2 separate regions of the Mus musculus genome follow, and region 1 is linked to region 2. Evidence: chromatin loops called from intact Hi-C (ENCODE). Cell type or tissue: left cerebral cortex. All regions are shown on one strand. Links, peaks and the distances in the headings refer to the core of each region. The heading gives the core; the rest is flanking DNA.

Region 1 (15,577 bases), core at 3,824-11,823, 1.0 Mb after region 2:
GGCTATGAGATACCCTGTCCCAAAAACCAAAACAGACTGGCCCAACGCCAACACCTACACCCACACACACTTTGGAACGTCTCGGTGTTGGACCACGGGGCACACGCACACCCCGCAAATGCTCTACCATTGATCTAGCCCAGCACACTCTATACTGTTATTATTACACAAGGACCTGGGTAGCCCAGGGTGGCCTCTACCTTGTTATCATCCTTCTGCCTCAGTCCCCCAAGTGCTGGGATTACAGGTGGGTACCACTGTGCCAGGCTATGAGAAGGATACTTTTTATCTCCTTGCAACTGCCTGGGCTGGATCAATGGAGCAGGGAAGGGGATGTGGGGAACCTTGGAGCCAGTCACTTACACCATGATGGTAGCTCCCCAACCAACAGCTTTGGAGGCGGATATCAGCCCTTCCGTCCACCGAGAGTTCTTGGCGTAAAATTCTTTAGGGGATGCAGTACCCTATAGAAGTAAAAATATAACACTTTGGTTAGATTTTATTTTACTTTATTTCAAGACAAGATATCACTGTGCAGCCCCGGCTGTCCTGGAACGCACTCTGTAGACCAGACTGGCCTTAAATTCAGAGACACACCTGCCTCTGCCTCCTAAGAGCTGGGATTAAAGACGTGAGCCATCACTGCTCTGTCTTACTTGAATTTTTAAACGGATTTCTCATGAGTGTTTTGTCTGCATATACACGTGCCACGTGTGTACAGAGGTAGGAGGAGGAAGTCACATCCTGTGGATCTGGAGTTCCAAATGACTGGGAGCAACCACCCCGGTGCTAGGATTAAACCCTGGTCCTCTGCGACAGAACAGCGCTCTCCTAACCGATGGGCCATCTCTCCAGTCTGCAGTGTTTGTTTTCAGAGAGGATTTATTACATAGCTTAAACTATCCTCCAATTCTTCATCTTCCTGCCTCAGCCTCCCCAAGTGTAGCAACATACCCAGATTTTAAAATTACACTTATTGAGGGGTTCCTGCAGGTGTCAGAGAGGGAAGTGGGGCACTTGAATAGATGAGAATGAAAACCCAGTGCAGATTGACCTCATCAGCCTGGATCAGCCTGCAGGGAGCCTAAGCCAGGCGCTTCACTCAGCATACTGAGAACAGTATAATCCGGGGGGGGGGGGGAAGGTTTCCAGGCAACAACCATGCCAGTCAGTCCGATTGGGGCATAATAAAGCTTAAGGTGTGACTGCATAGAAACTCTTTTTACAAAGTGCACGTGACCCTGAGGGCGGGTTCCACAGCCAAGAGGCCTAGAATCTAGTGTGGTCTCTGACAGCACAGAGGTCAGCAGGCCATAAAGTCCATGTGACATCTCCCCTCAGGATGGGTAATGGAAGAGTTATCCAGGGATAACCATTCTGGAAAATTTGGGCAAGGTCTGCCTCTAGATAACAGAAAGGTGGAATGTAAGTGAAATACAGTATTGATTTTATCTTCTCCATTGAGGAGACAGCCCTCAATGATTAACATTTCTGGTTCTCTACGTGCTTCTCTGTGAGCACAAGGACCCCTGTGCCCCCAAAATGTATTTATATATTTTGTGAGTGTATATGTGCTGGTGAGTGTGTGGTGCACGGATGAAGGTCAGAGGATGGCTGGGAAGGAACTGGCTCTATCTTTCCACCATGTATGACCTGGAGATTGAACTCAGTTTGTCAGCCATAGCGGCAGACACCTTTACCTGCTGAGCCATCTCCCTGGCCCAATACCCAGCCATTAACAGCTAATTTTATAGAATGCCTACCAAGGGCTAAGTGACTTTTTTTCTCACCTCAATTATAAGAAACGAAAATGCAAATAGGCAAAAGGCTATGGGGGTAATGAATTAAAGTAAGTCCCCATCTTTTAAAAAAAGATTCATTTTTGGGAGAGGGGATGGGAGTGGGCAGGGATGGGCAACAACTAGAATGTAAATAAATAAAATAATTTAAAAAAATTCATTTTAAACTTTTAATTGTGTATGTTTGTGTAAGAAAACCAGGTACCTGGTGAGACAGCTCCTGGAGCTGGAGCTATGGTAGTTGTAAACCACCTGCTGTTTCTGCTGGAGGTGGAGTGGGAGTGGGAAGAGTGGGGGACGGAAAACTAAACTCAGTCCCTCCGAAGACCAGTGCTCTTGACCACTGAGCCATTTTTCCAGCCCATAAAGTTCTTGTTTTGAGACAGGGTCTGTATGTATAGTCCAGGCAGGCCTTGAACTCACAGAGATCTGCTTGCCTCTGCCTCCCAACGCTGGGGATAAACCATGCATGGTTTTATGCAGAGTCTGGGATGCAATTCATGGTTTCATAGATGCTAGGCAGGGACTCTACCAACTGAGCTACATCCTCAACTCATGAAGGGAGTTTTGAGGAAAGGACCAGCACGTATCCCTCGCTGAGGTCAAACTTGAGATCCTCCTGCCTTGGCGTTACGAGCACTTGGATTAAAGGGTTAAGTATCTGCAGGTCTGGGAATCTTTAGGGACCAGGCTCACATGTCTGAGGGGTGACAGTACCAGGTTTATTCCTGCAGTCTGCCCAGTTTCCCAAAGTCCTCAGTTGTTCCCGGAAGACCCAGACTCGCAATGTCAGAGGGGTTTCCAGCAGTTCTGTGTGGCCTCCGGGAGCTGGGCTAGTACTAGCCAGGGACCCTCAACTCCCCACAGTGTCTGTGAATTTCCTTAGAATGTCAGATCCACCCGTGATGGAGGACAGTTGGGGCCCTGCCAAGCAGATGCCAGCACATGTGGAGGGAGAAAGGGCTGACACCACAGCCACACTCACCCTGCCACTCTCCACTATCTCCTTCTGGAGGTCCTTGGAGGCCACAACGAGCACCTTGATGGCCTGCATCAGGCTGGTACAGGAACCCAGGATCCTAGTGAGAAGAAATGGTTGGTGACGCGGATACTAAGAAGAAAGAGGTTGACTGGCTTTCTCATTCCTAAACCAGGAAGACCTTGATGGGAGGGCGGGGCAGGGAAGGTATTGGGATGGCTGGAAGATGCAGATACCCTCCCTGGAGGAGGCTGGTGAGTGACACGTCCCTGCAGGCCTTGCTTTTAAGCACCTTGCTTACCTCCTGCAACCTCAAGGCTCGCACTGACCTCTCATTCACCTCCAGCTTGACTCCCGTGTCTCCTGCTCGGGACTTACTGAGAATTTCCTGTTAAAAAGAAGCATGGCTGGTTTCCTTTCTTTGTGTGTATTACTGGGACTTGAGCTCGGGCTTCTTAATGTGCTAGGTGTGTGCTCTGATAAGCCATGACCTCAGCTCCTCTATCACTGAGCTACATCCCCATCCCAACAAGCATGGTCCCTGAATGGACCATGAACCTGATCCACTACAACTGCCTTGGTACATACAGTCTGGATCCAACAAGCTGTGGTGGCAAAGAAAGCAGGATCTAGATATTTTCACCTCTAGCCTTGTGAGTCAGAATAACTCCAGACCTTTCATCTATCAGGATGGTAGACAGTTGGAGCCGACTGTTCTAGCCAGTGAACGTCTGCATCTTGGTATATAAAACACACACCAGATAGAGGCGGTTGCTACCAAGTTCATGAGCCAGGTGCTCAGTAGCGAGCGAGCCTTCCACCAAGAGAGCCATATGAGACCTTTCCAATGGGTTTCATTCCGCTTCTACTGAGAAACTCTTTAAGACCTATCAGGCTTCCCCTAGTAGTTATGACAGTGATGGATAGCTTTAACTGTCAACTCAACAACCTAGATTCACTCAGCAAATGAGTCTCATTGAGAGACTGTCTACACTGGGTTGGAGAGCGGGCACATCTGTGGGCGGAATGCGGGAAGACCCAGCCCACTGTGGGCAGCACCATTCCCTATGCAATGAGTCCTGATCTGTATGAACTGTGTAAGAGTAGAGAAATCAAGCTGAGCACAAATGAGCAAGCAAGCGAATGTGCATGCATTGTTGTTCTCTGCTCTCAGCTGTAGATGGGATGTGAAAGCTGCTTCAAGCCCTGGCCACAGTGACTTCGGTGAAGTATCCTGAACCTATAAGCAAAAATAAACCCTTCTCTCCTAAGTTTCTGTCAAGAAGTTTTTCTCAGAGCAACAGAAATGAAACTGAACCAGTGGCCGTCCTAACCAGGTGAATGTAACTCACATTCATGTAATTATCAGCTGGCCTGGAAATTGCACGCCAGGTGGCCTGACACCAAAACACTCTACCTCGGAGGAACCTGCTCATCTTTCTTAGTAAGAACCTTGGCTTTTTACCCCCTCTTTGATTTTGTGTTCTCAAACTCAGAAATCCACCTGCCTCTGCCTCTGCCTCTGCCTCTCAAGTGCTGGATTAAAGGTGTGCGCCACTACAACTATCTCCCTCTCTCTCCCTCCCTCTCTTTCTCTCTCCCCCCCCTCTCTCTCTCTTCCTTTACCTCCTGCCTTCGCCTCCCAAGGGCTAAGGTCAGAGATGTGCACCATCACACCGGACAGTTCTGGCTTTGACAGGGAAACCAAGACATTCCTGAGGCATAGGACTGCTCTAGGGAAGCCACAGGAGTGTGACTGTGGGAAAACCTACAGAATTCTCGTACCTCTATCCGGGTGGTGGCAGCTTCAATGGCAGCTGAAGTGGCTGCCATCTCCTTGTCCACCAGGTCACCCAGCTCTTCCTGCTTGATGTCCAGGCCCCTGGGCAGCAGCTCCTGTGAGCAGCAGCACAGAGGTTAAAGGACGCTTGGTCCTTCTCTTTGCTTTTCCTAGGCCCCATCATTGGAACCCTCCGGAAAGCATCGGAGGCGGGGCCTGTCACAGGAACCACCTGGCACTTCTTGGCACATTCTCAGAACCGTGATGAGAAGGAACTAAAGCGAAGCCATTTTGAATAAAACTTCCGTTTTTTTATTAGGGGTCAAACTCTACCTGAATTGCATGTTGAGGTGGTCTTTTGCTATGCTAAATCCTGGTTGCTCACAGAGACCTCACTCAGACCCAGGTGATGCTACAGCCCTTGACCCCTAAGTTATCTCATTGGTGAATAAAGATGCCGACAGCCAATACTGGGCAGAAGAGACATAGGTGGGGATTTTGGGTTCCTGGGCTTGGGGTTGGAGGAGACCCACAAGGAGGAAGAAAAAGTCAAGAGAGGAGAAGGTGCCATGGGGTAAGAATCTAAAAATAATGGCCATGTGGTTTGGCTAATTGGAGTTAAAAGCAGCCCAGATGAAACATAGCAAATTATATAATGGGATTACTGGTTGGGAATTAGACATAATAGCATGGAGGATAGATATCTTCCCAGCTCTTGAGGTGATTAGGCTTATTATAATTATAAAGGTTGTGTGTCTTTCATCTGGGAACTAAATGGTCAAAGGCGGGGTAGAAACCCTGGATTGGGATTAAATATTTTCTACAACAATTGCACGCAATCCTCGAGGTCTCAAGGAGGGGCGAGAGAAAGGCTGATCCACCTGCGTGGCCGTGGGGAAGCCTCTGCAACGAGGTGGCTGTGAGCTCACCCACACTCCTGCCTGTAACCCCTCACCCTACTCTGTGAGGACAATAAACTCATTGGTTCCCCTGGATGATCTTCAGTGGGACAGAACTTTGGTTGTCACTGGAATCTTAGAGGGAGGGGGCAAACATTGTTTCTGTCTCCCTAGGGTGGGAATTCTCACAAGCTGGTGTGCATGTCTGTTTTTGGTGTTATCTGCCAGGCCAGCACATACTTAGAGACGGGTAACTATTTATTCCATTTTCGGGCAATGACGTAGCACACACAGTGCCTTTGCCAGGCCAGTGAATCAAACATGGCTAGAAAGTCCTCCTGAGGTCGGTCTTGCCTTGAGTGTCGGCACAGGCCTGCAATCTAGGCATAGGAGAGGCCGAGGTGGTGGTTTTGTATGACCCTTTCTTGAAACACAACAAGGATGTCACCTGCTCTCAGGCCTAACTCTTTCTAGAATCAGGTTAGATACACAGAAAGGACCGTGGGAGCATAGCGGATTCCCTGGCAATGCAGTAGCATTCGTACTTGAAATAAGAATCATTTCCTGGGAGCTGCAGAGCTGGCTCAGCAGTAAGAGGGCTTGCCACACAGTCATCACTTCAGAAGTTAGGATCCCAGCACCGGCCATAAAGAGCCTCCCTACCATCAGGCACATGCCTGAGTGGGGCAGAGAGAGTGGGTCTGTTGGGGTGGCTGGCTTTCAGTTTAGCAGGAAAACTCGAGAGTCTGAGAGTCTGGTTCAGGGAGAGACCGAACATCAAAAGAACAGAGAGTATGACAGAGGACACTGGATGTCCTCATCTGGCATGCATGTGCACATGCACTCACACATGCGCGCGCACGCGCACACACACACACACTCACTTTCTGGGTAGACATGATGAAGGATGCTTGTAACCCTAGTATGTGGGAAGTGGATGCAGGAGGATCGGCCATCCAAGCCTATCCTTGGCTACATGGCAAGTTGGAGGCTAGCCTGGTCTATAAGAGACCATCTCAAAAACAAAACAAAAAAACCCCAGAAAACCCAAGAGGGCAGGGGATGTGGTTCAGGAGACTGCTTGTTTAACATGGGTTCCATCCCCACATAGAGCAGGTAGAGTGGTCTAGGCCTGAAACCCCAGCACCTGGAAGATGGCGGGAAGGAGAAAGAAGTTCAGGGTTCATTCTTAGCCTCAAAGAGAATTCGAGGCCAGCCTGGGCTACAGGAGACCCTGTGTCAGACAAACCACAGGACAGAAAGCAAATCCCATTCCTAACAATACCTCGCCAAGGGTCTTGACCCTGCTGAGGCAGTTCCTAAGGGCTGTGACGTCAGCATTCTCCATAGTTCCCTCTTCCTCCAGGGAGGACAGATAGGCCAGGGTTTCTCTGCCATACTGCCTACAGGCCTCCGTCAGCGCTGAAGACAGGAGAGACAGATGTTTAAACACTGCCTGTGTTCCTTGCTCTCAGGGGCATCCCCTCTACTATGGTACTCACAGTCGGCTGGCTCCGGTGGGGCCCGGAGGCTGGTGGCACTCCCCTGGATGATAGTGTCACCGGTCAAGTGGGCAAGCAGGGTGATCGAGTGCAGAAGCTCACTAATATCTGCAGGGCACAGGAAGGAAAATGTCAGGCCTAGTGGTGGATGCCGCTTTTTTCCCTGTATATTCTGTTTATTTTATTTTTTTATTTTTTACTTAATATATGTCTGTGAAAGAATATCTGAATGCAGATACCCCTGGAGGCCAGCAGAGGGCGTCAGATCCACTTAACTGAAGTTTCAGGCAGCTGTAAACAGCCCAAGGTGTGAAATGGGTCCTGGGACTTGAACCCAGGTCCTCTTTACTATCGAGTGCTTTTAACCACTAGGCCATATCTCCAGCTTCCTAGGGAGATATTTGAACCTGGCCTGATTGCCCCTGGTGACAGAGGCCATGTCCTCCGTTCCTCTTACCTTCTGGGCAGGCCAGATACTGGCTGCCGTTCTTTTCCAGTTGCTCGAGGCAGCTGGAAACGGAGCTGACTTTGGAGAGAAGGTGATCTGAGGAAGACAGGGTGACGTCAGAACAAGGGGTCTCACAATTCGTTCTCCATGAGCAGCTGGGTGGGCTGGCTGACCTACTCAGAGTCCCTGCCTCACACGCTTTTCCTTAAGACGGGACGCAGGGAGAGAAGGAGGGAGGGAGGGCGAGATGGAGGGAAGGCAGGAGGGCTGTGCTTGCTGGTTCTGATGGGATGTACACTATCTATTTGTTTTTCTTTCTTTCTTTCGACACAGGGACTCATGCAACCCAGGCTGGCTTTCAACTGAACTTCTGATTTTCTTGCCTCCTCCTCTGAAGTGGTGGGATAACAGGCATGTACCATTATACGCAGTGTACATGGTACTAGGGCTAGAACCCAGGGCTTCGTACACACTATATAACACTCTATCAACTGAGCCATGTCCCCGCCCTGTTTCTCACTTCATTATCATCTCAGGGTCCTGCTCTTTTTAGGGGCATAGCACACTGTAAGTTCTGACTCACGTTTCTCTTACAAGGTCATGATATTACTATTGTCGTCGTTGTTCTTATTGAGACAGGGTCTCACTATACAGCTCTGTCTGTCCTGGAACTCACAAAATCTGGTAGGCTACGGCCATGTGGGAGGCGGAGCCTACTGAGAGGAAACAGGTCTCAGGGGGAAGATCTTGGGAATCTGTTCTCTCTGCCTATTTCCTGTCTTGCTCTTCACCCTCTCCACTCCAGACGCCACCAGGTAGAGCTGTTCTGAGGACTGGAACCTTCTGTAACTGTGAGCCACAGTGACCCTTAAGTCACAATTACTTGGCCACAGAACTTGCAATGTCACCGACCTAGAGAGTAGGCTTACCCCACCCCACGGGCTCCAGCATGTAGCTGGACTGAGGGGATTCAACACCAATTGGAAGTACAGGGCCCAGCAGGTGGGCAGTCGGAAGGAAGATTACCTGTGGATCCTGCACAGCTGATGAGGGTGGGTTCCTCAAGCTGGCTCAGCGCCTCCTGTATCTCACGCTCCGCAGCCTTCCTGATCCCTGCCAAGAGGGTTTTCCTCTGGTCCTTCACCTGCTGGCACATGGATTCCTAGGAAAATACCCAAGCAGGTGAGAGTCGGCCAGGCACACGGCAATGAACCCTAAGCAGTATATACCTGGGACCACATGGGCTCCTGGCCTCTCACTGTGTCACTAAGGAGATCCATCCATGGTCAGCTCCATGCAGAAAATAATACCTGACCTTGGCCCACTGACCCACTGACCCACTGACCCACTTCCACAACCAGGTGTCCTCTTGATTAAGATAAGCCCAGATTGGGGCTGGAGAGATGGCTCAGAGGTTAAGAGCACTGACTGCTCTTCCAAAGGTCCTGAGTTCAAATCCCAGCAACCACATGGTGGCTCACAACCATCTGTAATGGGATCCGACACCCTCTTCTGGTGTGTCTTAAGATAGCTACAGTGTACTCATACATAAAAGAAATAAATCTTTGAAAAAAAAAAGGGGGATTTGTGTGACATGCAAATTAATTAATTAAAAAAAGATAAGCCTAGATGATTAAAGCACACCTGTGTCTGTGCCTTCGAGAGCATTTCTAGAGATAATTAGAACCCAACATGGGTCCTCTGACAGAGCCGCAGCACTGAGCCGTCTCTCCAGGCCCTAGTTTATTTTATTATTTTATTAGGCAGGGACTCATGTATCTCAGGCGGGCTCTAAACTCAGTGTTGGAGGGCTGAGGATAACTGGAACTCCTGATTCTCCTTGTCTCAATTTCCTGACTTGGGGCATCACAGGTGTGTGCGGGCAGACTCAGCTGATGTGGTCTGGAGCTGCACTCAGGGCCTCATGCATGCTGGACAAGCGCTCTGCCCACCGAGGTATATCCCTAGCCCACATAATTTTCTTCCTATACAAAATAGAGGTAATTGGCTTTAGAAACTGTGTCCACAGGAGACCTTGGCAACCAGGCCAAATGGCTTTTAACCCTTCACAGCACATCTCTGGCCTCCATGGTGTCCCCAGTGGCTATATGTCACTTGCCTGGGCCCCAGCCAGCTTGATCTGGGTGCTTTCCAGCTGGTCTCGGAGGGCTGATAACTCTTCCTCTCTCTGAGCTGCAACAGTCGCCAAGCTGCCTTGTTCCTTCTCCAACTCGGCGATCTGTGTCAGCCATTTCGCTTCTGACTGCAGAGGTCACCCATGTGGGAATAGGGAGAAACTAAGGAAATTCAACAGTCCCCTCTCTGGGACTCCAGACCCACTTCCTGGCACCTGGCCGGAGGTAGTGATATGTGTCTCCATCCTTATCATTGCTTCTAGGAATATGTGTGGATTACAGCTGGGGCCAGAGAGCTCAAGGCAGGAGCTGAGGCCCCAGAGGGAGCGGGGCAGGGAGGGCTCACCTGGGCAGAGGTTTCCAGGTTGCTGTGGAGGACCTGCAGCTCCTGTCTGCTGGTGGCCAGTTCATGCTTCAGGTTCTCTAGAACATCCTGTTGCTCTTGAGTCTGAAGCAGAAGCGAAACAGAAGCAGTGTGAGCCAGGGACTCACGAGAAAGGAGGCAGATAGGGATGCATTTCCCACGCTATTGACGTCCCACGCTATTGACGTCTCACGCTATTGACGTCCCACGCTATTGACGTCCCACGCTATTGACGTCCCACGCTATTGACGTCCCACGCTATTGACGTCCCACGCTATTGACGTCCCACGCTATTGACGTCCCACGCTATTGACGTCCCACGCTATTGACCGAGACTGTAGATCCACTAGGTCTGAGTTCTAAGTGTGTGGGTAGCAGGCAGCCTGGAGGAAGTCGATGACCCAGGCCTCACCAACAGCTTTGCCTTTCTTTCCCAATATTAATTTTTGAAGATTAGTTTACTAGGTGTTATTAAGAATTCAGGACTAACACATACTAATTACTACCAATAACTGATTATCAATACAGAAATAATAAAGCTTATCAATATAAATATTAATTAGAATCAGTAATTTTAATATGTCAAGATTATATCAATTATATAGTTATCTATATTATGATTAATAACAATATTAAATCACAGTTGATATTAATGTCAATAATATTAATTACTAGTAACAATAAAACAAATAATAATTGATTTTATATATACTGTTGTTGTTGAGATAGGGTTTCTCTGGGTAGCCCTTGCTGTCCTAAAACTCTGTAGATTAGGCTGGCCTCAATTCAGAGATTTGCCTGCCTCTGTCTGGGATTAAAGGCGTGTACCACTACAGCCTGGCCCTCTATTCCTTTGCTTGGCCCCCTGTCCTTGAGACAGGGTTTCAAGTAGCCCAGGCTGGCCTGAACTTCTGTTTCTCTTGCCTCTACCTCCCAAGTGGTGAGAGCATAGACTTGCACTACTACGCCTGGTTCATGTGGTAACAGGGATGGAGCTCGCAGGCCTCCTAGGTGAGCCTACAACATAAGAACTCTACCAACTGAGCGAAATCTGCTCTTCCGCGTAGCTCCCAAGGCCTCCTGAAAATTACCCATGGAACATATGATGAAGCCCTCTGGGCCAAGTCGGCCTCCAAGCCTGTTTACAGGTGTTCGGAGATGACTGAAGCTCAAGGGTCTTGGGGCTGAGCGGGAGGATCTGATCGCCCAGACCCGCACGGCACCAGAAAAGAATCTAAACCTAAACCCACTTCAACATGCATGATGTTGCAGGCACGCACGCACGCAAGCACGCACGCACGCACGCACGCACGTATGTACGTACCCCTCCCTTCTACATCCCCAAGTGTCTCTCTGGCTTACCTTCCGCTGGGCCTGGTCACTTACCCGTGCAAAGGAATCTGCTAGCTCTTTTTTCTCTCTTTCCAAATCCACCTGGGCTTGCCGGGCCACGGACACCTGTTTGGTCACCTCTGCGTTCTAAAAGAGGAGTAGAGAGTTTTTAACCAGACATTACTCAGGCTCAAAGCCCATCGTCCTTCTAGCAGCAATGATCTATCATCAGACTGTGAGTAACAAGGAGGCAGACAGGAGAAGTTTTCCCTACCCAGAAGGAAGCCAGAACCAGCCATGGCATTCAGAGGGATGTTAGACTTAAAGGTGATTACAAAAATACAGAGTGGGTAAGGGTAGAGTTGTCTGGTGTAGTGTTTTTCCAGGCTGGCTTGGAATTCACTATGTAGCCCAAGCTTGCCTCAGACTCACAGCAATCCTTCTGCCTCTGCTTTCTACGTTTGAGGATTTCAGGTGTGAGGATAGTACGCCTACTCTCTACTTTCTGAGATAGAATCTGACTATTTAGCCCTGCCTGGCCTCCATCGTTGGGTTTAAAGTCATGTGGCACTACTCGTGGCTATTTTTTTTTTTTTTTTTTTTTGAGATAGGATTTTGCCTCCACCTTCTGATAGGATTATAGGCATGTCCCACTATGCCCAGCTCAAATGAAGGGTAATCCTAAGTGTGGCTGGCACACAGACAGAACTCAAGAAGTCTTAAAAAGCTGGGGTTAGGACTCAAGATAGGGCTCAGACACACCAGAAGAGGGCATCAGGTCCCATTACAGATGGGTGTGAGCCACCATGTGGTTGCTGGGAATTGAACTCAGGACCTCTGGAAGAGCTGTCAGTGCTCTTAACCATTGAGCCATCTCTTGAAAGAAAGAAAAGAGAAAGAAAGAAAGAAAGAAAGAAAGCAAGCAAGGTGGGGTCAAGAATTAGGAGTGTGGGGCTGGAAGGATGGCTTGGTGCTGCTCTTTCAAAGTATGTAGTTTGGGTTCCCCACACCCATGCTAGACTCACAATTTGCCTATAACTTCAGCTTCACAGGTCTGATGCCATCTACTGGCCTCCTCAAGCAACTGCACACACATGCGCATACACAAGCATTCGGACATACAGAGGAAGAATACATACATACTGTGCAGCTTGGAGACCCCCCCCCCAAGCCCCGCCCAGGCTTGAGCTGTTTCTCCTGTAATGTGGAGCATATGGGAGGATTAGAAGGGGCCACAATGCCTACCTTCCGCAGCAGGTCAGCATGGTTCTGCACCAGTTCACTGTACTTCTCTTTTAACTTGCTATACCTCTGTTCATTAGCCTGGGCCTTTCCTGCAATGGAAAGATCAGGGTGAGGCCTCTGCCCTGGCTGGGATGCCCCTCATCCTCCCTCTAGGAAACTGGGGGCACTAAAGGTAATCTTTATCTTTTTTTTTTTTTTAAAGATATGGTCTCAAGTAGCTCAGGCTATGTAGCCAGCATGACCTTGAACCTCTGATCCTGTGGGCTGGAACTACAGACGTATACCACCACACTCTGCTAGAATTTATCTATTAACTTTCATTAATAGTCATTAATAGGGGTTTACTGGAAACAAGGTCTTGCTATGTAACCCAAGCTAGCATTATGGTCATCTCCCGCCTTAGCTTCCCGAGTTCTGAAGTTACATGTAAACACCACTGAAGCGGACATAAAAGGTTGTCTTCTTTAAGTAAACTTTCCCCTGATTCAAATCCACCTGCAGACAGATGCCTACAAACACAGTATCCATATCAGCAGGGCTTTAAGCTTCATGTGTCCCCGCCCCGCCCCCTTAGGCTTTGTCCAGCTTCCTCTCCTAGGAAGGTCCCTCTCCCAGGATAGGGACTCAAGCCATCAATGTGTCCTTGGCTCAGCAGTGCCACCAAACCTGTTCCTACCTCTGAAGACAAGAGTCAGTACCCCAGCTTTGCTTCCACAAAGGGGTGATCTGCCTTGCTCCCGCCCACATCCCCAGCCCCAGCCCTCACTTTCTATCTCAGTCAGGCTGCGCTGTGCCTTCTCCGTGTCCTCTCGCTGCCTCTTCAGTTCATCCAGCTCAGTGCGCAGGAACTCGCAGTCATCCATAGCCTGCCGGCCCAAGTGCTGCTGCTCTGCTAGCTCTGCCTCCAGCTCACTCACTCGACCCTTCAGCTGCAGCATGGCCCGCTGGCTCTGTCAGGGGAAGCCGTGGTGAGAAGCTCACTACTGCCAGGCTGCCCCATGAGGGGTACCAGGCAGGACAGGAAATGACTTATCACGTGACTGGCACTGATGTGGTTGATCTCTAAATCAATTTCCCAACCCATAGACTCAACCAACTACAGAGAGAAAACTTTTTGTTACTGTTGTTCTGTCGCTCTGGGTAGGGAGGGAGCCTAGGGTCTTGCTCAAGTGGCCAGTGGCTATACTGCTGAGCCATGTCCCCAGCCCCTCACTGGGGGACTCTAGGCAGGGGCTCTACCACTGAGCCACGCCCCCAGCCCCTCCCTGGGGGATTCTAGGGAGGGGCTCTACCACTGAGCCACGCCCCCAGCCCCCTCACTGGGGGATTCTAGGCAGGTGCTCTACCGCTGAGCCACGCCCCCAGCCCCTCCCTGGGGGATTCTAGGCAGGGGCTCTACCACTGAGCCACGCCCCCAGCCCCTCCCTGGGGAATTCTAGGCAGGTGTTCTCCTGCTCAGACACCCCTCCCAGACTCCCAGCCGTTTACTGTGATTCTAGGCAAGTCGGCCACCAATGAGCCATACCTCCTGTCCCTTCCTGGGACATTTTAGCTCAGCTCTCTACAACTAAGCCACACCTCTCGCCCATAGTTGATGAATTCTTGGCAGGCACCTTATAACCGAAGCCTATCCTCCCTCTCTTACCAAGGGATTCTAGACAGGCGCTCTGTCATGTGCTCGCAGCCCTTCTGACAGATTTAGGCAAGTGATCTATTATTGAGTTATAGCTCCAGCTCCTAAATCAATTTTCTCAAGAACTTATGAGAAAAAGTTCTGATGGCCAAGCCATAGTCATGCCTCATGGGGACACTGGTACCCAGCTTAACTGCCATCCTAAAGTTACATGTTATGATAACAAATTCTAATTGAGACCTAGAGATGAGCAAATTTATTGACTTTTGAATATCTATTTTGTTGTTGGTAGTGGTTTTGGATTTTTTGAGACAGGGTTTCTCTGTGTAGCTCTGGCTGTCCTGGCACTTCCTTTGTAGACCAGGCTGTCCTCAAACTCACAGTGATCCACCTGCCTTTGCCTTCTGGTGCTGGGATTAAAGGCATGCGCCACCAGACCCAGCAAGGCATGTCTATCCATCAACCCAGTCTTAGGATGGGGTCCAGCCATTATCATGAGACATCAAGAATGCCATGTGCCACATGCTGGTGAAACCCAAGCGCACATGGACCCTAGAATGCACCTCAATCTTCATGTTGTCCAGCTGCCCTGTCAGTCCACTGATCTCTCTGTACAGGCGTTCAATCAAGTGGTCCCTGAGAAGAGAAAAACAGGCTTGGTGTCACTATGTCCCGCCCCTCTCCTCCATGTAAGTCAGGAGACAAAAAGAGGTCAAAGCTTGTGTTAATTGGGGCATTCTCTTTAAGAAAACAAACAAATAACTTTTCCTGTTACCAGATATTCACTGGAGGAAGATTGTTTCTATTCCCACCACGACCACCCTTCTCTCCCTTCCTCTGGGGTGCTACAATTATAAACATGTGCTACAGTTCCTGCTTTATATAGTACTGGGGGGGGGTGTCCTGCATGCTAGACAGGCACTCTATACATGAAGCCACATCGCTAGACCCACAAATAACAGTAATAATCCTTTGCAGTATAGATTTTACAGTCAACTTTTCTCATCTGCAGTTCTAGACCTGTGCATTCAACTGACTGGGGATGGAAGATATTTGGGGAGGAAAAAACCTTGCATCTTTATTGACCACATACAGACTTTTGTTTTTGTCATTATTTCTGAAACATCAGAAAAACAGGGGCTGGTGAGATGGCTCAGAAGGTGCTTGCCATACAGCCTGGCAATCTGCCTTAGACCCCTGGCACCCATGCGGTAGAAGGGAGAACTGACTCCTGCAAGATGTCCTCTTGTTTATACACTAATGGCACAGCACGCCTGCAGCAACTCTGTCCCAGTACAAAATTTAAGTGGGGTTTAAAAAGAAAAAGAAAAAAGCCACAGAAATAGTATTCATCTTATAAGGGAGTCTTGCACAGTGGCTGAGTTTTGTTTCTGTGTCTGTCTGTGGAGGTGATTCTGGATCCAGCAACTCTTGGATACCTAGGGTTATTGTACCTTAGAC
Region 2 (15,577 bases), core at 3,235-11,234:
TCCAGCACACCTTTAGGTTATCTGTCTAACATAAAGTAAGTGGGGCTGGGGAGATGTCTAAGCCGTTAGGAGCAGCTACGGCTTTACCAGGGGATTAGAGTTCCGGTCTGGGCATGTGTATCAGCGGGCTCAGAACCATTTGTAACTCCAGCTCCAGAGAGTCTGACATTCTCATCCTTTAATATCTGAAACAACACTCCAGCTCTCATCCTTTGGAGACAGGCTCTCATATACCTCTGGCTGGTCTTGAATTCTCTATGACCAAAGCTGATTTCCTAGTCCTCTTCATTCCCTCCTCCCAGGTGCTGGGATTATCGAGTGTGTGGTACCACACCCAATGTATGTGATGCTGGGGATGGAACCCAGGGCCTCAGATATGCACAAGCAAGCAACCAGCCAGCCTAGCACATTTGAAAAACAAGTTTTAATTGAATTTATTTTATTTATTTACATGTCTGTGCGAGGAGGGCATATGCAGGCCACAGAAATCATGTGGTGGCCACAGGACAACTTTCAGGTGTCCATTCTCTCATTATATCATGGGAGTCTGAGGGCCTAAACTAAGGTCACAAGCTTGCGTGACAAGGGCTTCTACTGGATGAACCGACTCTAACCCCCATTTTTGGTATTTTGAAACAGGGTCTCATGTAGCCTAGACCTTGCTATGCAGCGAAGGCTGACCTTGAACTTCTGATCTTCCTGTCTCTATCCCGACAAGTGCTGGGATTTAATGCTCCACAATGTTTGTCTTGTTCAGAGAGTTTTATGTCCATGTGTTGATTTTTTTCACACCCTGTGATGCTAGTCATGGAACCCAGCCCCCTTAAATATGCTACGCTCTCAGGCTGCTAAAGTGCTTCAACCTCTAACAAAGGAACTGACATGTGGACTCAGGGGACCCCATCAGCAACAGCAACACCCCTCCTCCCTTTTATTGTTGAGACTCCACGTTACTCTGGCTACCTGGCTATCCTGGAACTCACTCTGTAGACCAGACTGGCGTTGAACACCTCAAGATCCATCTGTCTCTGCATCCCTAGTGCTGGGATTAAACGCATGCACCACCACTGCCCAGCTCCAAGCATCTAATCAAGTGCAAATATTTCAAAATTCAAGACACATCCCAAGTCACAGAGATGGATGGTGCCATGTACCCCATGTGTGTTGAGTCTTCTCCAACAAAGGCAAGGACTTCCTGACCCACCTGTCCCTCCCTGTGGCTCCCCAGGGTGGCAGGTCCCCAGTATGGCCAGCCCCAGCCCACCTCTTACCAGCCGGCATTTCCATCCCATAACCGGAATCCTCTGAGGGCAGATGCCCAGGTAACGAGTCAGTCATCTCCTCAGAGGTAGGTGAAGGATCTAAAAGGAAACTCTGAATGATGTGGGCATCTTTTACATGTCCTGACTACCATGGTCCCTTAGAGGTCCTAATGGGCCAGCCAAGCGGGTCTACAGGTCACGATTCTAAAAGAGATCCATGCAGTCAGAGATGGCACAGCCTGTGACCTGGTGACTTGGGTTCTCAGGAAGGTGAAGTAGCAGGACTGAAAGCTTTGGGGTCTCCCTGGGCTACAGAGCGGGTTCAGGAATCAGATCCTATCTCAAAATAAAAAGTGAGAAGGGGGCGTGGCTCAGTGGTAGAGCCCCTGCCTAGAATCCCCCAGTGAGGGGCTGGGGGCGTGGCTCAGTGGTAGAGCCCCTGCCTAGAATCCCCCAGTGAGGGGCTGGGGGCGTGGCTCAGTGGTAAAGCCTCTGCCTAGAATCCCCCAGGGAGGGGCTGGGGGCGTGGCTCAGTGGTAGAGCCCCTGCCTAGAATCCCCTAGTGACAGGCTGGGGCCATGGTTCAGTGGCAAAGCACTTGGCCTGATGGTATGAGCACTGGGCAGCAGAGCAGCACAGCTTCTGCCAACATGTCTGGCCACGAACGGGAACACCCACCGACAGTCCTTTGATGTAGGTCTCTTACCTGAGACCGTAACCTGAATAATGTCCAGCTCCTCTGGCTCGATTTTGATAGGCCTCAACATTGCTATCTCTCCTGAGGTTCCTGCAAAGAGGACAAGAAGGACCCAGTCAGGCAGGGGTATGAACATGCCCAGACAGAGGCAAGGCTTTCCAGAATATTCCCATGTCTGTGAACTGACAGAGAACAACTAAGAAAAGTCAATGGACCCTTGGCTCCTGCCCTGACCAGGAAGGGCCAGATGAGCCCTTGGAAAAACTCAAGCCAAGCCAGGTTCCTCTACTGTAAAGAGCTTACCGGTCCATGGGGGGGGGGGAGCGGGGGGGGGATGGAGTGTTTATCTACAGACCCAGGGTAGGCAGGAGTGATGCAGGGTTAGGGAGAGTTCCCAGCATGCTCTGCTGCTTGCAATGTGATTCTTGGGGCAGGGGCATGGCCATGGGTAGAGAACTATCCCGATTACTGTGAATTCACAGCCTGGGCTAGTTTCTGCCTGGCTGTCAGTAGGGGACTGAATATACACAAGGGAGTCCCGCAGTTTCTCACCTGGCCCACAGTCTTCAGAGACGCTGCTCATGTCTGACCTGAGAAAAAGGAAGGAGCAAATGACCCAGTGTCTGTCCATCTTGTCCTGAGCCACTCTGCCCAGGACAGTTTTGCCCACATTTCAAACAAAAACAAAACAAAACAAAAAAACAGCCCCCAAATCTGAGGGTTGCAGACCCCATTTTGACCTCAGGATCTGAGAGACAGACTCGGGAGGACTGCTTCGAGTTCAAGAGAGTCTGTCTCAGAAAACCCAACTAAGGGGCTGGAGAGCGGGCCTAGCAGTTAAAGGCTTACTGCTCTTGCAGAGGAACCAAATGCGGCTCCCAGCACCCACATGGTGGGCTCACAACATCTGTAACTCCAGCTCTGGTGTGCCCTATGCCCTCTTCCGGTGGTCTTGGGCATCTGCACTCAAAGGGTGTATATACACACACCATACACACATACACACATATATACATAAAATCATCTTAAACCAGGCATGTTGGCTCAGGCCTTTAATCCCCCCGCACTTGGGAAGCAGAGGTAGGTGGGATCTCTGGGATGCAGAGATCACAGCCAAGTCTACATAGGAAGTTCCAGGACAGCCAGAGCTATATACTGAGAACCGGACTCAAAAAACCATCAAAAATAATAAAAACACATGCATCCTGAACCCTATGCTTTCAGAGAATGGGTTTACTACCCTACATTAGCATCAGGCACCAGCTTCCAAATGCCCTGGCTCCTCTGGCCATGTTCTCACTCTCATCTCCATCTTCTTGGCCAGCTGAGCCATGCCCCCAGCCCCTCACTGGGGGATTCTAGGCCTGTGTTCTACTGCTGAACCATACCTGCAGTCTACATGGTCAGATCTTGTCCCTCTCAGTTCACAGCCTGGGTTGGGGATTAGGGCCCGTGGGATGTACACAGGGACAAGCAGTGTGGGGAACCAAGGAAGGTTCCCAAGATGATTGACACCTGAAATATCTAGTCCTCCATGATCTCTTGCCCCACTTTGTCTCTCACTGGCCTGGAAGACCTGTACTTGGAGTTCTTGTATGGAAACCAAGTGCCTGAGTGGTATGACAGGGACCAGCCAGGCCTCAGCCTTTCCTATACTGTGCAAAACACAGGCCTAACCCAGAGCAGAGGAGGGCCCTTACCAAGCAGTCCCAGCCAGGTCCAGCATGCTGTCCCTACAGACTTCTGTGGAAGTGTCTTCTGGTGGGCTAGCTGGCTCCAGCTTCATGGGGTCTTTGGTAAACTTGTTCCCTGTGGGAAGAGTTGGGCTTTAAAATGATGGCTCTTCAGCCAAATGTGGTGGCAACCTACCCACAATCCCAATATTCGGGAGCCTAAGGTTGGAGGACTGCTGTGAGTTCAGAGCTAGCTTGGGCTGTGAACCCCTAAAGATAGGGCCTCTCTGGTTGGTAGGAGACACCTGGGCAGTGGCTTCTACAGGACATTTCTCGGGCACTCTTGTGAGGGTGGCACGTGCATTTGATCTCTTCTTTGGGGCTCTGTCCGAAACAGCCAGGAATTCATCTGTCTATACCCTGCCCTTATCTGGAAGGATGTCTCTGCCCTCTACCAGGACATGGTAATGTTAGAGCCTCAGGAGAAAGGCTGCACACCCCCCCCCCCCAAACTAGGTTTGCCCCATAGGGTCATTTTCTTGTTTAATAAAACCAAAAACTAGAAGGCAGGTATCGTCTTTGGAAAAAAAAAAAGAATAAACAAACAAAAAACAGGGTTTCTCTGGGTAGCCCTGGCTGTCCTTGAACTTGTTCTGTGGACCAGGCTGGTCTCAAATTCAGTGATCCTCCTGCCTCTGCCTCCCAAGTGCTATGGTTAAAGGCATCACTGCCCAGCTACCTAGTTCTATGTCACAGATGGGGAAACTGAGGCCTACAGACAATGCCCAAGGCTAGAAAGCTGCTGGGTGAATGGAGCTCAGGCGCATCATGTCCCGAGGATCTGTGCAGCTTTTGGGGGCTGAGGCACACAATCGATATCTTCCCTCTCTAAGGTGTGCCCTGCCATCATGGCAGAGGCTTTGGAACCACACATCTATGGGAAACACCAAAGCTTCACTTCTCTTGCACCTTAGTTGCTTTATCTATCTGTGGGAGTGGGATCAGACTTGTGTCTGCACATGGCTGAGGGTGAACACAAGGTGAATACAATACGGATGCCTGCAATCTCAGAAAAATTGAATGTGGAGCCCCAGCCTTCACAGAAAAACAGTGACTTATACTCATAATGGAGATTAGGAGGGCGATAACACAAAACACCATCATGAGCAATCTGTCTCCCAAAAGAATAACATAGAGACTGACTGTGGAAAATGACACCCACTGTTAACTTCTGGACTCCACATGGGTAAACACACACACACACACACACAAACACACACACACAAGGGCACATGCTTGCATACACACACAAGGACACACACAAATACACACAAGGTCACACACACACACACACACACACACACACACAGACACACACACATCAACATAAACAAAAAACAAGGTAGTTCCGAAAGGAACCTGGCTGTGTGTTTAGCAAATGGTATTACTGTTTTCTCTAAGGAGACTCTAAATTCTGGAGGGTTCCTAGTCTATTAGTCATCGGAATCCGAGAGACCACATAAAAGCCCAAGACATAGAAGAGGACTCAAGGTAACAGGGTTAGCCCAACTCCAGAACACACCCGCTGGTACCCACTTACCTGTGAAAATGCGCTCATCGAACATTCTGGGAAGAGAGAAGAGAGAGCATGAGAAAGGTGCAGGCTGTTCCCGTCTGAGATGCCACAGGTGCCACCAGTGTGGCTCTTAGAGCCACGGACCAGGGCACGGGGGGGTTGACCACCCATGCGGGCAAGAGCTGGGGAGTGACCGTTCATCTTGCTAAACTGATGTGACTCAGAATGGCCACTGAAACAAACCTCTGGACAAGTCCATGAAGGGTCTCTAGATTAGGTTGACTGAGGAGGGAATATCTACCCTAAATGTGGGTGGCACATCCGATGGGCTGGAATCCTGGACTGAATCGAAAGAAAAACAGACAGCTGCGGGTCAGTGTTCAGCCCTACACTTTCTGGCTGGGAATACATGGTGAGTGACCTGCCACCCCACGTTCCCCCTGCCCACCTTCCCGCCACGGTGGACCTGCAAACTGTGAGCCTAAGTAAGCTTTTCCTCCGTAAGTAGCTTTTGTCGAGGGCTCTGTCATAGCAACAAGGAAATATAACTATTACAGAGGGACTCTGAAATCTCGGTATTAAAGTTTCTGCTTAGCCAGGGATGGCACAGCTCATGACCTATCTGGTCATTATGCCAACAAGGGGAAGCTCGAAACGCTATTTTGAAGCAGTGGGACAACTCAAGCTCCTGTCCTGCTACTACTCCAGCCACAAAAGACCTGTACAGGCTTTCTGTTGTTCTGTTTTGCTTTTTGTGAGGCAGGGTCTCATGGAGCCCAGGCTGACCTTGAACTCCCTTTGGAGCCCAGGATGACCTTGGATTCCTGATCCCCCTCCCGTGCTGGGATTACAGGCCTGTTTACACTATGCCTGGATTCTGAGTGCTGGGGATGGAATCCAGGGCTTTGTGGATGCCAGGCAGGTGCTCTGACCACTGAACCACACCACCATCCCTTACCTGCTCATGAAGCCCCTGTTATATACCCATGTTTCTAAGGGCCAGGCTCAGCAAGAAGCAACTCGGAGCCACTGGACAGATCACAGTCACGGAAGCTGACCTGAGGACCCCTTCAGGGGCAGCCTCAGAAGGTAGAAGCCCCAAGCAAGGGCAGGCCCTTGTAGTGATATGCTTGCTCATCCATGCAGGCTTCTACCTCATGGGAGCCACAGACACCTTGGACCCTGTGAAAGGTCAGGTCACTGATGGACCGACTGCAGGGGAAGAGGCCCTGGGATGGCTTAAGGTCCAAAACCTCTAAAGCCGAGGCCAAGAAGGACAGGCATGGAGGTACCCACCCACCTGTAATCCCAGCATTTGGGAGGCTGTGTGTGCTGCTACCACCACAGGGCTTAACAACAAAGTGGGGCCCTCTGAGGAGCGAACTGCCCACAGGAGACTGGCCTATGGACGTGTCTGTGAGGAATCCTGTAAACGGATGCTCAGCCCACTGTGGGTGGTGCCCTCAATGGGCGTGGTCCTGGGCTGTGTAAGAAAGCCCAGCACTAGCAAGGGCTGAGGCAGAGAGTGAGTTAGTGAGCAGCATTCCTCCAAGATATCTGCAGAGTTCCTGCCAGCTTTCCTCAAGGAGGGACTGGGACCCAGAAGTGGAAATAAACCTTTTCCCTGCCCCAAAGTTGCTTCCCTTCAGTCGTTGTGTTTATCACAGGGGTGACAGGATGAAACTGGGACAGGGGGATGAGTGTATAAATGGTGTGTGTGTGTGTGTGTGTGTGTGTGTGTGTGTGAGAGAGAGAGAGAGAGAGAGAGACAGACAGACAGACAGACAGACAGACAGACACTCAGACACTAGGATCAGAGTGCCTGATCTGAATGTGTGGAAACGTCACAAAACCAACTATTTTAGCCAACCCGTCTGACATAACTTAGGAAGCCATGGAGAATGTAGAGCACAGAAATGCAGACCTGTAATCCCGGTGGAAAAAGAAGACTCAGAAATTCAAGGTCATCCTGGGCTACACAGTACACAGACCATGCATGTCTTAAAAACAAAACAAAAACAAAAACAAACAAACAACAACCCAGAAAACAAAACAAAGGACCCCCAAACTAAAACAGCCAGCAGTGGTGTTGCGAGCCTTTGATCCCAGCACAAGGGAGGCAAAGGCAGGCGGGTCTGATAAGTTTGAGGCCAGCCTGGTCTACGTATTAAGTTCCAGCCAGAACTACACAGGGAAACCTTCTCTCCAAACAAACAAACAAACAAATTAAAATAAAATGAAACAAACAAACAAGCCAGTAAGGGTAGACTAAGTTGGGTGTCTGAATTAAGCTCAGGGCATGAACGTGGCTTCCTGTTCTTCCTCTGAGAGACCAAGGGTTCCTTGCTCTTCCCGGAGCTCTGGGAGCTCACACACACATCTGGATACCAAAAGGCCTGAAGCAGTCGGAGAGCAATGCTGGCGTGGGGGCGGGAACTAGCTTCCTGTCGGGGGCCCTGCTTCCCCTCTCAGCCCCACCCACTGACCCAGCGGCTGCAGACTTAACAAGGCGACCATTCTTTAGGAAGTAAGGAGTTGGGGGGAGGTACAGTCCGACTAGGAGGGGTTTCATATCATTTTCCGCAGGGGAAAAAAGCCAAATGTCCTCATAGGGTGCCCAGGCTGGAAGGCACACTTCACTGACTTAGGGTCCCAAAGCTCTAGAATCATCTGCTCCTCTTTTTTGCTTTTGTGGTTCTGAGGATGAAAAATCCAGTCCTTCATACATGTTAGGCAGGGGCTCTACCACTGAGCCACGCCCCCAGCCCCTCACTGGAGGATTCTAGGCAGGGGCTCTACCACTGAGCCACGCCCCCAGCCCCTCCCTGGGGGACTCTAGGCAGGGGCTCTACCACTGAGCCACACCCCCAGCCCCTCCCTGGGGGATTCTAGGCAGGGGCTCTACCACTGAGCCACACCCCCAGCCCCTCCCTGAGGGATTCTAGGCAGGGGCTCTACCACTGAGCCACGCCCCCAGCCCCTCCCTGGGGGATTCTAGTCAGGGGCTCTACCACTGAGCCACGCCCCCAGCCCCTCCCTGGGGGATTCTAGTCAGGGGCTCTACCACTGAGCCATGCCCCCAGCCCCTCACTGGGGGATTATAGGCAAGGGCTCTACCACTGAGCCATGCCCCCAGCCCCTCACTGGGGGATTCTAGGCAGGGGCTCTACCACTGAGCCACGCCCCCAGCTCCTCACTGAGGGATTCTAGGAAGCCTTTCTTTCATAGAACGGAGCCAATTCACACCTCTTGATAATGAAGTGAATGCTGTGTCGCTCCTCCAGAATCCTCTTCAGCTTCGGCACTCCGTAAGTACAGGGTCGCTTGAAGGGGATCTTGTCTGGAATACCCACAATTTCCACAGCCTCGGGGTCACAGGCAATCTTCCTATAGGGCACAGGGACCATGTGGTCCAGGCCCAGGGCTTCCGCTGGAAGGGTAAGAACAAGGGTGAATGCAAGGGACAAGTCACAGTGGATACGGTGTTGGCCACAGTCCATCTAACACTGTTGGCTGCGTGTGCTTCTTTCAACGTTTTTAGACAAAGTCTCACTATGTAGCCCTGGCTGACTCAGAACTCACTATGTAGACCAGGTTAGCCTCAAGCTCAAAGATTTGTCTTGCTCCCCAAATGTAGGCATTAAAGAACAGTGTCCCCCAGCTACACACACACAAACACACACACACACAAATACACACACACAGGGTTTCTCTGGGTAGCCCTGGCTATCCTATAAGTCACTCTATATACAAGGCTAACCTCAAACTGCCTTCTGAGTGCCACCACAACCTGGCCCAGCATCCTTTTTCAAACACTTTAGAAGGTTCACTATTTATTTATTGGGAGTCATGGCTAAGGGCCACAGCCTGAGTGTGGAGGTCAGAGGACAACTTGCAAGAGTCGGTTCTCTCCTTCCATCATGTGGGTTCCAGAGCAAGAGGCTTAGCCGCAAGCACCTGTACCAATTGAGCCATCTTGCTTCCTTCCTGTTCCTCATTGAGACAGGGCCCTGCTCTATATCCCAGACCGGCATCAAATTCACAGCAATCCTCCAGGCTCGGCCTTCAGGCGTTGGGCTTACAGACCAGGCACACCATCACGCCAAGCTCCAAATATTGCTTGCTTTCTTTGGGCATGCTAGTCCTTGCTTGGGGCTTTTTCTCGTCTCCTCGGGGCTGGGTGTTGTAGCCCAGAGCTGCCCTTCAGCCACTCACTGGCCAAGTCAGGGCTGGGCACAAGCGTCCAGGCTGCTTCATTGTTTTTCTTGTGACATGTCCCAGGTCTGTCTGTTGGCAGCGTTGGCAGCCAGCTCTACACCGTGAAGTCACACTTAGCTCGTTGTCACTTTAAACCCTGGAAATCTCAGCAGCTGTCAAGTCATTTCTCCCCCACCCCCACCTCCTGTCTGGGGAGCCACCCTCCCTGCCTTCAGGGTTTGGGTAATCGCTCTGTGGAGTTCATGCGCACTCCTGGCCATGCAGGGGCAGCCTCAAGAAACGTTTTGTTCTGATATGGGGGGAGGGGGGGTATTCTCTTTGAACTCAGGATTCTCCCAAGGGCTGGGATCACAGGCGTGCACCACCATGCCTGGTTTGTATGATGCTGGGGATGGAACCCAGGGCTTCATGCAAGCACAAGAGAGCCATATCCCAACCTCTTTTAGCTTTCCTGACAGTATCTTCTTTTATAGCCCAGGCAGCCTGGACATCTTAATCCTCAGCCTCTAGAAATAGTAGAATTCCAAGTGTGTAACACCAAGCCTTGTGTCTGTCTGTCTGTCTCTGTCTACCATATGCACCCCACCCCGTCACTGGCCTATCACAAGCATATATGGTAGCCAGAAAGATAGCACCAGGGCTGAACCTGAAGCCCAGCCGATGCCAGCTCTGACCTAGGCCTCCTTGTCTTGCACATACCCAGAGCTTCTCCATGCCATGTCCTTACAGCCCAGAAGGGTTCACCTGGTTGTGTCAGGAGGCTCCTGGACAGACAGCCAATGAGGTCACCCCAGACCCTATGCAGAAGGCCCAGACCACCAGTCCCAGCTCACCCAGTAAGGACATCATCTCAGGAAGGCACCTGACTCTCTAGCCTGAGACCTGAGCCTCCTCAAAGCTACCTTAGAATCCTCAGAAAGCACTGTGGACTCCTGACCCCTCACGCCAACTGCTGTAGGCAGCCATATCCAGGTTCTCACGGTCACGTGCACTTGCACACAAGGGCCCACAACCGTATGATTCTTGCACATAAATGCCCACAGCTACATGCACTTGCATATGAGCACACACGGCTGTACCTATCTGTTGAGGACACAAAAGTCCTTCGATCCCTAGGGAAACCAGGAATGTAAACACATAGGGGCCTCTTCTCAGAGGAGGAGATAAAATACCTGGTTTCCCGCCCAGACCGCAGAGTGAATTTTGTTAATGACTGGGTGACCTTTGTCTATAGAGGCAGACCAAATCCCCCAGAATAATTATCCCAAACTCTTCCCTCCTTAGACCATTACCCATCCTTAGGGGAGATGTCACATGGACTTTATGGCCTGCTGACCTCTGTGCTATCGGTCAGAGACCACACTAGATTCTAGGCCTCTTGGCTGTAGAACCCGCCCTCAGGGTCACGTGCACTTTGTAAAAAGAGTTTCTATGCAGTCACACCTTAAGCTTTATTATGCCTCAATCGGATTGACTGGGATGGTTGTTGCCTGGAAACCTTTTCCCGAATTGTAGTATGTTTTACATATGCTGACAACGAACCGTCTGGCATTAGACACCCTGAAATCTACTTCAGGCTGGCACTGGGTTCTCATTCTCATTTCTCTACAGGTCTGCTTCCCTCTCTGACACCTCAGGGACCCCCTCATGTGTCCACATGTACATGCCCACTGCTGTATGCACCTGCATGCACATGTCCACTGACGCATGCATCTGCATACCCAAGTCATTGGTTGCTGTAGCCCTTGGACACAAGGGCATCCATCCTCCAGTACGGGGAACCTCATACCCATCACTTTGTGTCTCAAGATTTACTGAGTGTGGTGTTCTGTCCCTAGAACAAACTCCTAAATACTAAACAGTTTACAAAACTCAGCTTTTGGGTCATCTACACAGTTTACCTCCCCGAAGTTTAAAAGACCTGTCACTTAGAGCACATTAAATCAGGCAAAAAAGCAGGAAGCCCAGGCGGTAGTGAAAACCTGGGAATCCTAGCACTGGGGAGACAGAGGCAGGAGGATGGCTATGAATTCAAAGCCAGCCTGGACTATAGAAGATAAATCTGTGTAAAAAAACAAATGAAGGAGCCGGGGATATGACTCAGGAAGTGCTTGACTGGCATGCACAAAGCCCCGATCCCATCCTCAGCACTGAACAAAAGTGGGTATAGTGGTGCAAACCTGTAATGGACGGCTCAGGAAGTGGAGGCAGGTCAGAGGCTCAGGGTCAACTTTGGCTACTCTGGGAGTTTAAAGGTAGCCAGGGAAAAAATGAGACCCTGTCTCTAAATAAATAAATAAGTAATGCATATTGAAAGAGAGAAAAGGGAAAGAAGGAAAGAAAGTAGGTTAGGTAAATTAGCCATGTATATAATCCAGTATTTGATGTGCTGAGGTAGTTTGGCCTAAATAGAGATTTCCAGGCTAGCCTCGGTTAGGGAGTAAGAGCGTGCCTCCAAAAATCCAAAAGAGGGGAGGAGAGATGGTCTGGTGGGAAAAGGTGCTTCACTGCCATCCCAACCTGACTAGGTCCCTGGAACACACATGGAACAAGGAAGAGTGAACCGAAGTCTGTCCTCACACTCCAGCTTACACACAGACACACGCAAGATAAGTGTAAAACATTCACACACCCAAAACGACCACGACAACACCACAAAAAAAGGCAAGGGCTCTTGATGGCTCTGCAGGAGCAGATGCATTCAGTACTAGGCCCAGCAACCTGAGTTCAATCCCTGGTACCCAAGTGATGGCTAGAGAGGCTCAAATCCTGAGAAAGCTGTCCTCTGACGTGCACACACATGTGATGGACACACACACAAACACACATGCATGCAAACACATACACAAACACACACACACACACTTAAAAAGTCTTAGCTCAGTTGGTAAAATGCCATGCACTTTGAATTCAGTGTCTTACAAACATGCAGATACAATTTTGATACCAACAATCCATGCAAAAAAGCCAGGTGGTGGTGGTGCACAGCTTCAATCCCAGCACTTGAGAGGCAGAGGTGAGAGGAGCTCTTGAGTTCAGCAGCCTGGTCTACAGGGAGAGTTCCAGGACAGCCAGGGCTTCACAGAGAAACCCTGTCTCAACAGAACAAAACAAAACAAAGCCAGGAGAGGTAACTTGCACTTGTAACCCCAACACTGACACTTTGGAGACAGTTGGAGCCCCAGGCTCATTGGCCAGCTCCACTAACCTACTTAGTGAGTTCCAAGCCAGTAAGAGACCCTGTCTCAAAGGATCAGGACAAAGAAGTGGGGACTGTTGCAGGATATTTGATCACACTGTGAATCCTGAGACTGTGTTGTTTACTGGAAAAGCTGAGGCTCAGCCTTAGCGCACCTTTAATCCCTCTTAGCATACATCTTTAATCCCAAACAATGAAAGTAAAGTTAGCTTGTAGAAGGAAGCAGCCATGTTTGAAAGTGATATCTAATTGAGTGGTAGAAAAAGTGATGAATCAGAGAAAGATTTGACAGAATAGGATATGGCCAACTCTCACGAGAAGAGAGAGGAAAGAGACGTGACTTAAGAGAGCAGTGCAGGGCGGGTGTGGTGGCGCATGCCTTTAATCCCAGCACTCGGGAGGCAGAGGCAGGCGGATTTCTGAGTTCGAGGCCAGCCTGGTCTACAGAGTGAGTTCCAGGACAGCCAGGGCTACACAGAGAAACCCTGTCTCGAAAAACCAAAAAAACAAAAAACAAAAACAAAAACAAAAGAGAGCAGTGCAGAAGGAGACAGGTTGCAGAGACAGAACAAGCTAGACACAGGTGAAGACAGAATGGGCCAGAGAATGAAAAGGACCCAAAAGATTAGAACATATTGTCAAAGGTAGCCTGAGGCCAGACAGAGCAATTCAGTCAGAAGCCAGTTTGCATCCGTCAGATTCGAGAGGCGTTTCGAGCAAGAACAGCTGAGTTGAATCAGGCAGCCAGAGATCAGAATGAACTAAAATGGGGTGAGCTTAGTCAGCAGTAAGTCTCAGAGGCTGAAAACATTCTAGGCCTAAATAAGATTGTCCAGAGGCTAGAAGCTTCCAGGACGTAGGCTAGGTTAGCAGACAGTCAGCCTCTGAGATGACAATTACATTAGGTGAATAAAAGTGACTTTTACAGGAGACTTCCAGGAAGATGGCTGCATGGGTTAGTTTTATCAAGCTGGGAAGAGAGAACCTCAACTAGAAAATGTCCCCAATGGCCTAGGGAGAAGCCTGTGTGGTGCATTTTCTCCACTGACGATCGATGTGGGAGGGCCCACCTCATGATGGGCAGTGTCACCTGGGGTTGGCAGTTCTGGGTGATGTACGAAAGCAAGCTGGACGAGCCATGAGAGCAAGGCACTAAACGTTGTGCCTCCATGGCTTCTGCTTCAGTTCCTGCCCTGCCTTCCTTCAGAGACGGAGGGTGACTGAGAAGTGTAAGCTGAAATAAAAATCAACCCTTGCCTCCCCAAGTTGATTTTGGTCATGGTGTTTTATCACAGCAACAGGAATGTAAGACAGTTAGTAGTTCAGGGGCTAAAGGGGTCAAGCCTTGTCAGTCCATGCTTTGTAGCTGGGACCTACACAGTGGAAGGAGAGAGCTGGCTCCTATAAGCTACCTTCTGACCTCTACTCTTACATTTTGGCACACACATATACACAAACACACACACACACATGCACACAAACAAGCATGCACATACAAATATATCTAATAACACACACACACACATATAAAAACGTATATGAGTGATCTGTCATATACAGAAGAGGGAGTCAGATTCCATTATGGAAGGTTGTGAGCCACAAGTGGTTACTGGGAATTAAACTCAAGACCTCCAGAAGTGCAGCCAATGCTCTTTACCACTTAGCCCATCTCTCCAACTATTTTTTTTTTTTTTTTTGGACAGGGCTGCCTTACTGGTCAAGAACATTTTAATATATCCCTGTATTCTATCTCTAGCTCCAATATAAAACTGGACGTGGCGATGCACGCCTATCATCCCAGCACTCAGGTAGAGGCAGGAGGATCACGAGTTGAACGTCAGCCATGACAACGCTGGTCTAAGCTGCAGGAGACTCTGTCTCAGCAACAACACACACACAAAAGGTAGATGATGCTTAAAAAAATGATGCCTGCGGGTCTCTTCTGGACTTGACACACATGCACATACACCTGCACACTCATGTACAACTACACACACACACACACACACACCAGAACATCAGAGAATATCACGGGGTTGCAGAAACACTCTAAGCCAACAGAGAGCAATGTGTACCCCTGCCCATCTCCCCATAGGTGACTCAAGGTCTGGGGATCTGCCATCGTTCCGCCCCCACAAAGAATCTGCGAAGGAAATATTGACACAACCACCCTCTCCCCAGACAGGGGAGAGCCCACGCCGGATGCCATCCACACTGACGCTGCGCGGGCGCGGGCATATGGCTCATGCTGTTGTGTTGGGGAACATGAGCGACTGCCACACATAATGAGATGCTCACCCGGTGGGCCGCGCCGCCCACTCACCGTATCTGCTGTTAAACAGAATCTGCACGCACTCCCGCAGGGTATTGATGTCCTCCATTTCCTTGATGAAGGGATCCCACTTCTCTATCAAAACACAGAAGGCCCAGTGAGGACTGGTCCCTAAAATGGGGGCTGCCTCCTGTCAGAGCCCCAGGCTCCTGCCACTCTCCCTCCAGGAGCCTAGGGTGCCACTCTAAAGCACCCAGGCCTCCCACTCACAGTCACCTCAGCCCCTTTGAGATTTGGGGTGCTCCCTCACTGGTCCCTGTGTCCACTTCTGCATCTCCCAAAGAGCTGTGTAGCTGACCTTCCTCTCCACAGACCGCCCTACCTCAGGCAGACAAAAGTCTGGGAATGCTACATTTCTTGAGAAAGGAGGGGCTTACTATGTAGACAAGGCCAGACTGGACCTTGAAATCCTCCTGCCTCAGCCTCCTGAGTGCTGGGATGACAGGTCTGTGTCACCATGTCTAGCAAATTAGGCAGGTGCGAGTGGAAGAAGCTAAGGACCCTGTACATGCTAGACAAGTGGCTTACTGTTGAGCCAAGCTCCCAGCCCCTCATTGAGACATTCTGGACAGGGACTCTTGTGGTGAGAGTGGCCCAGCCCCATACTAGGGGACTCTTAA

What was found. Hi-C counts contacts between places; a loop is a spot of excess contacts. Peaks named below come from ENCODE experiments on the same cell type or tissue, not always from the same donor. Only the 100,000 strongest peaks of a DNase experiment are listed, where the experiment ranks them.
Region 1: a loop joins it to region 2, with 6 times the contacts of the local background. A loop is called at or near these places in 2 of 42 quality-filtered maps.

The regions. Positions count from the first base shown.
Region 1 is chr5:135,421,758-135,437,334 of GRCm38, forward strand. It overlaps Hip1 (huntingtin interacting protein 1), which reads right to left. Exons shown (of 31, transcript NM_146001.2): 13 at 14,680-14,752; 14 at 13,250-13,433; 15 at 12,484-12,572; 16 at 11,293-11,385; 17 at 9,889-9,990; 18 at 9,527-9,670; 19 at 8,434-8,569; 20 at 7,417-7,503; 21 at 6,960-7,067; 22 at 6,743-6,879; 23 at 4,564-4,674; 24 at 3,108-3,166; 25 at 2,785-2,878; 26 at 364-464. Among named protein-coding and RNA genes, the nearest start is that of Pom121, 35 kb to the left of the region's middle. In left cerebral cortex, for the core only: a CTCF peak has its summit at 7,217 (motif pointing right); a DNase peak (open chromatin) is centred at 9,545.
Region 2 is chr5:134,387,163-134,402,739 of GRCm38, forward strand. Gtf2ird1 (general transcription factor II I repeat domain-containing 1) reads right to left here. Exons shown (of 30, transcript NM_001081464.2): 8 at 14,949-15,032; 9 at 8,455-8,638; 10 at 5,233-5,258; 11 at 3,660-3,768; 12 at 2,512-2,549; 13 at 1,969-2,049; 14 at 1,272-1,361. Among named protein-coding and RNA genes, the nearest start is that of Gm46925, 46 kb to the left of the region's middle. In left cerebral cortex, for the core only: no CTCF peak of the experiment used is centred there; a DNase peak (open chromatin) is centred at 7,669.